2 separate regions of the Homo sapiens genome follow, and region 1 is linked to region 2. Evidence: chromatin contacts called from ENCODE Hi-C data. All regions are on one chromosome and are shown on one strand. The core of a region is the stretch at or near the end of the contact, and the rest is flanking DNA. Distances in the headings are between cores, read along the strand shown.

Region 1 (3,179 bases), core at 483-2,982, 640 kb before region 2:
TTAGACAGAAATTATCAAATATTACATCAAATTGTGCAATATTGGAGCCAAAAGAGATCCCCGGATCATCTAGTCTTAACATCCTGTCTAGGCAGCTCAGGTTGTGATAATAAAATACCACAGATTTTGTGGCTCAAACAACGGGAGAGACACAGTGAGAGAAGGCAGTCATGAGCAAGCCTGGAAGAGGGCCCCCACCAGAACCCAGCCAGGCTGGCACCCTGATCTCTGACTCCAGCCTCCAGGACTGTGAGAAAATACGTTTCTGTTGAGAGAATGAAAGAGAAAGAATATGAGAGTTCCAATCTCTTCTCATAAGGACACTAATCCTACATCATGGAAGCCCCATCCTCATGACCTCATCTAACCCTAATTGCCTTCCAAAGGCTCCACCTCACACTGGGTGTTAGGGCCTCAACATGTGAATTTGGGGTGAGGGGGGACAAATATTTGTCCAGAAGACTGCCCATTATAATTGCCTGGAAAATGTGAAAAACAACAATTGGTGCTAGGACCCCATCCATGGGAATTCTAATTTAATTGGTCAGAGTTAGAGCTCTGGCCTTGGTATTTTAAAAAGCTCCCCAAGTGATTCTCGTGGCCAGCCAGGGTTAAGGACTACTGACTTCATCCACATGCAAGATTGATTTCCACAATGTCTCTGGCAAGTGGATATATTGTTTCTTAAAGATCACACAATTATAGTTTGAGGAAAAGTTTTGCTTGAATCAAGTCGATATCAGCCTCTATCCTTTCATTTTACTTTTGCTTAACAAATGTGGATCTGGACTCCTTTTCAGGGTGAGAAGATATGGTAAGCCTCTTTGCCAAACTTTCATGGGATAGAAAGAAGGTTTTGGACTGTCAAAACTTAAAGCTGGTATAAGTCATTCTTATAAGAAGCACTGTTCCCTCAAAATGGTTTTGAATGAGGCTTTAGGCTTCCTATGGAGATCGTTGGTAAAATTTTCAGATGCTTGTATTTTTACTTTGGGGCATTTCAAAGTGGATATAGTAGTATTAGCAGTCTTTTTATTTATCTACTTAAAAAAAACAGCTACAGCCCTAATGCCAAATGCAAGAGGAGTTCCCCCCCTAGTGTCCCCCGAGAGTGGAAGGGTGGTGACAGAACCTGGCTTTGCCCTTCCTGTAAGAAAGAGGAAGTGAGCAGAAGAACAGTGATGTTTACTCCCCAGGTCATCTTGTCTCATGGCTTTAGATACCGTCATATGATTTATGTCTCCACCCTCATACACCTCACCATCACTCAGCGGCTCTGATGCTGGATGTTCGCTAGGCAACTTAAATCTTATGTGTCCAAAACTCAACCCAGTATTACCCCATGAATTTGATTTCCTCCAGTGCTGAGCAGCTCATTAAATGGCACCACCATTATTCACCTCAATGGTCAAGCCAAACACCTTGAAGTAATTCTCAACTCAGTTTTTCCTTCCTTCCTTCATTCAACTAACACCTTGTCCAGACCACCAGCTTTTCTTCTATGGATGGCTTCAGTAGCCTCCCAGTTGATCTCCCTGCCACTACTTGCTGTTTCTCCTCATCTACTCCGCAACACAGATGAACACACATACACACAGTTTTCTGTCCGCAGTGCCAGAGCAATCCATTTCAAATATAAGTCAGATTGTGCCTGTCTCCACTCATACATCTCTGGTGGCTTTCCATCGTATTTGTGTTAAAAGCTTTTTACAGCAGTCAGAAGGCCCTTTATGATGTAATAGTACTTGGCTACCTCTCCCTTCACCTTTTCTTACTTTTCATATTCTGCTTTGGCCACTCTGACCCTCCCCTTGCTACTCCTTGAGCATACTAAGCACATCCAGTCTCAGGGCCTCTGCCTTAGAAACTTCTCCCTCCAGATGCCTGCATGTCTTCTTCCCTCCATTCAGGTTTCTGCTCAAATGTTATCTCCTCAGGAGGGCCTTCCTTGACTATCTTATCTAAAATAGGACCCCTTCACTTTTACCTGGCTTCGTGTGTTTTCGTAGTCTTTATTGCTATATGATACCACGTTACACATTTGTTTATGCTATAATCTGTCCACTTAGAATGTAAGCTTCATGAAAGCAGGGACTTAGTTTACCCACATCCTATAGCCCTAGCATCTAGAACAGTGCCTGGCATAATTAGACACAGTAAATATGTGTTGAATAAACATCTAAAAACCATCAGAGTAGAAGATGAAAAGTCAGACTTTTGGTAGGGGTTTTGTTGTGGCCTTGGGCAAGTTCCTTAGTAGTTTTTATGCACATGATGTTTCCCATCTGCAGAATTAAGAGGTTGGATTAGATTGGTGGTTTTAAAACTGCTCCAGGGAATTCTAAGGGTTCTTCAGTGCCATCTGTTGCTAGAAGAGGATGAGAGAAATGCTAAGGAAGCCAGGCTTCAGAACGCCCGACTGCACCCTCTCACTCCTTCCAGGATTTTATTAATAACCTGCTTTAACTGTTTCATATTGGGCTTTCATAAAGACATGGGGTTCAGCTACTCAAAAAAAAAAAAAAAGCTAAAAAATTCCTGGTCTGTGTGATCTCTAAGGTTCTTTTCAGCTCTGAAATGTCTAGGCCAGGGTTACTCAAACCTTGACATTATTGACATTTTGACCGGGTTAATTTTTTGTTGTGGGGCTGCCCTGTGCATTGTAGAATGGTTAGCAGCATCCTTGGCCTTTTCCTACTAGATACTAATTATACCACCCCTCCCCAGTATAACAATCAGAAAGGACTCCAGACATTGCCAAATGTCCCCATAGAGGCAGTCGCCCCTACTTGAGAACCACTAGTCTAAGAAAAGGACAGAAAAATGGTAATTCCATAAAAGTGGCATCCAGGGAATACAAATAACGGTGTAATGAGATACCATTATGTACTGGCTAATTGGCAGACATTTTCAAATTTGAGTCTTCCAGTTGAGAATATGGGACAACCAGAACCGTCAATGATGGATGTGTATATTGAAACAACTACATTGGAAAACCGTTTGTCATTATCTTGTAAAGTTGAAGATGTGCATATCCTTTGATTTAGCTATATAGTTCTTGGGTATGTGCCCTAGAGAAACATGTATTGCAGAGCACCATACAAGTATAAAAATGTTCAAATGCCAGGTACAGTGGCATGCACCTGTAGTCCCAGGTACTTGGGAGGCTGAGGCGGACA
Region 2 (3,401 bases), core at 380-2,879:
GTACAAAGACCTTATTTCCAAATAAGGCCACATTTATAGTCATTGAGAGTTATATGATTTTGGGGACACACAATTCAACCAATAAGAATTGCCATCTCCTTCTTTCTTTTAACTTTGCCAAACACACTGGTGGCCAACAGCACTCACTCACTCACTCATTCATTCATTAAATAAGCATTTGCCTATGTCAGGCTCTGTTCTGGTGTTGATGCAAAAAATAAAAACAAAAGAAAACTGAATACAGACCCAGTCCTTGAGAAATCACACTTCAGAGGGAATCAGAGGCACATTATTATGATAATAAGTACTATTACTGAGTTGGTATTGCTAGGAATGGGCACTTTTCAACTAATTTTCACGGTAGTGTGAAAAGTGATGTAACAGAAACATACTTGGAGAACCCAGGGAGGTCCTAAATTTGCCCTAGGGATCAGGAATACTTTCAGAAATTAGTTATTATTTCATCTGAGTCTAAAGGGATGCGTAGAAATATCCTAGGTAGCTCAAAGGTGGTAATATTGAGTACTGGATTCCAAAGAAGAGTATTTTATAGAGGAAAAAACAGCAAAGGTTAAGAGACAAATTGTAAACCCCAGGAGGGGTGGGGTTTTAGTCTGTTTTATTAAGTATCTCCTGTATCTCTAGTGCTTTGAACAGTGCCTAGTTCATTCAAAAAGTAATCATTGAATGAATTTAAGGGCATCATATATCTAAGGGATGCCATGGCCTGCAGTTCACTGTCGCTGGAAAAGTAGACAAACGTCCAGTTTCAAAGAGACCGGTAAACTACATTAAATGTAAGAGACGAGGGGTGAAAGGTTGATGATATATATCGCTAGTATTAAAAAAATTCCAGGAAGTCCAGGAATGCCTGGCATCCGTCCTGCCAATTACCCTTTTCCCCAGAGTATGTACAAGGGGGAGGAGGCACCCAAGGGCCAGGAGAGTGGAGGGGCACAGCTCCACAATCTCCAAAGTAGGGTTCTCTGGCCAAAGCAGGATTGAAGCACATGGTTTGGACTTGAAATGTACGTGGAGCCTCCCACTCTCCTCCTTCCACTCCATCCTCCCCTCACTCTCCGCCCGACTCCACCACTGGCTCCTGAAGGAAACCGGACAATTTCCAGGCCCTCCCCAAATCCCACGGGAGGAATCGCCGAGCGCGCTCCTGCCCGCCGGCCCCGCCCCCTTACCCTCTGGAACGCAGCGAGAGCGCACGCGCGCCTAACGGAGCAGCGCGCGCGCCCGCAAGCTCCCCGCATCCCCGTGCTCATCCGGGTCTCAGCGAGCCTCGGCCAATGGTGGCCGCTCATGGCCCTTGGGGGCGGGGCTAAGCCTTCCCTCACAAGGGGCCTGTGGTCAACGCGATTTGCTTCCAAGGGACGGCCACCAGTCGGCACAGGAAAGGGGCAGAGGCAGTGAGTTCAGCGTGTGGACGAGGGTCAACAAGTTTGGGATCAAGCGGCTGCCGCTCCTCCAAAAGCGACCGAAGCGCGAGCAGATTACCCCTCCGAGCCAGTGTAGTAAACACACTTCAGAAACGTGAGGTGCCGGTGGTCACGAGGGGAGCGCGCCCTCCAATGAGGAGCCGGGGGCGGGGCCGAGGCCGCTGACGCGGCGGCGGCGGCAGAGTCACCCGGGCAGCCTCGGGACCGGTCACCGGCCGGCAACCGTCCAGCGGCCTCGACCACCGCCTCTAGCCTCCGTTCCCGGTCCTTTCTCCCGGGCCGAGAGACAGCGTCGCCGACAGGGGCTCATTCCCCTCCGGTTCTCCTCGGTGACTCACCTCGGGCGGGCCGTTTTGTCTTTAGGGGCCGCCTTGGTGGGGCGAGGTTTCCGTGACGAATCTCCTGGGGCCGTCCGTGCCGGCTCGGGCCGTCGTGGCGGCTCGAGCTCCTGGAACTTGCTCAGGCTCCGGAGGTCCGAGGCCCTCGAAGTTATGCGTCGCCTCCAGGCGGTTGCGGCGGGCGCGGGCTCCTAAAGGGCGTCACACCCGGACTCCGCCGACTAGGCAACCTCCATTCATCTTTCCACTGCGCCTCCGGCGCCCCCGCCTTCTCCGGTCCCCTCCTCGGAGTCATTTTTTCCTGTTCCCCCTCTGCCGCCCTTTCCTCACGCCCCGGGTGAGGCAATTCTCTTGGAAGCGAAGGTGTCGGCTATGAGCCGGAGCCTCCTTCCTTGAATTTCTCCGTGGAGGACCCGCCGCGCCCCCCGGCATGGGGGTGAACGCCGTGCACTGGTTCCGAAAGGGGCTCCGGCTCCACGACAACCCCGCCCTGAAGGAGTGCATTCAGGGCGCCGACACCATCCGCTGCGTCTACATCCTGGACCCCTGGTTCGCCGGCTCCTCCAATGTGGGCATCAACAGGTGGCGGTGAGTCACAAGCCCGTGGGAAATGGATTTGGGTGTTTAATGAGTCTGATGTTAATGAATTCCATGCGATCCGCCAAATCTGTGAATTTAGACGTGGGACTGTCTTGCTTATACCGCTTACGAATTTTAGGTGCCCTAAGTATTAAATAGAATTGACTTAATACTTCTCTGGCCAAAGAGTACTGACGACCTGAAACACTCGGTCTTCATCAGTGAGTTATGTGTCTTTCTGTGCTAACTGGAGCTCCTCCCCTGAATTTGTGGAGAATTCTTAGTGCTGGAGTTAAAGAAACACCTTTCCTGTCCTTAGTGGCCATTGTATATGGATTCCCTTGGCCTTTTTGTGGCATTCGGAAGGATTGTGATGTTTCCTGTTTACGTTTGTGTCTAGGTAACTCATAGTATGGAGAAAAATCATTCATTCAGTACAGCAGGCTCCAGATCCAGTGTTCTTCCACCTTGAGGTTACTGTGGGAAAAGCAAGGGAAACAGCATTATCTGGTTTCTCTGCTCGGTTCTTTTTCTCAACTCCTCCTTGTGGTTGCCGAGACAAAGCACAGTTTTTCTTTCTAGGCAAGTTGTAGTCCTTCTAGGGATCAGAGCACTGAAAGAAATCTTAGAGATGCTTTATGATCTTTTCCTGAAACACCAGGCTACATGATTGTTAGGCCCCCTGGTGGAAATAAAAGCATAGCTCAACAGATAGACTCTTGATCACTTAGCATGTGCCAGGCACTGATTTAAATGCTAGGGATATAGCAGTGAGTGAAAGACAGAAAGTCATGTCTTCAAGCAGAAAGTAAAATATGTAGTATTTTAGGTGGTGATAAGTATTGTGGAAAAAAATAGAGCAGAGTAAAGGGATAAAGAATACAAGGGTAGGGATGGGGTTGCAATTTTAAGTATGATCGGGGGAAAAGTCACAGAGAAGGTGACACTTGAGCAGACCTGAAGGAGGTGGTGGGATGCAGATATCTAAGGGAAGACCATTCCAGGCAAAGGGAAGAGTAAGGGAAAAGGCAGAAAT

The links. A loop is a pair of places that touch in the nucleus more often than their neighbours do. Pooled maps may share reads with other maps.
Region 1: a loop to region 2 is called in a pooled map, with 4 times the contacts of the local background. The contact joins the promoter of PRDM4-AS1 here to the promoter of CRY1 in region 2. A Hi-C loop is called at or near these places in 2 of 168 maps with a recorded cell type or tissue (PC-3 and endothelial cell of umbilical vein) and 1 of 50 pooled maps.

The regions. Positions count from the first base shown.
Region 1 is chr12:107,735,108-107,738,286 of GRCh38, reverse strand. It overlaps PRDM4-AS1 (PRDM4 antisense RNA 1), which reads right to left and starts at 1,732. Exons shown (of 5, transcript NR_120474.1): 1 at 1,340-1,732; 2 at 1-265. The region is part of intron 11 of PRDM4 (PR/SET domain 4); the gene reads left to right.
Region 2 is chr12:107,091,777-107,095,177 of GRCh38, reverse strand. CRY1 (cryptochrome circadian regulator 1) reads left to right here and starts at 1,629. Exons shown (of 13, transcript NM_004075.5): 1 at 1,629-2,374. The coding sequence starts at 2,217. RefSeq lists silencers at 1,158-1,237, 1,568-1,797 and an enhancer at 1,338-1,487.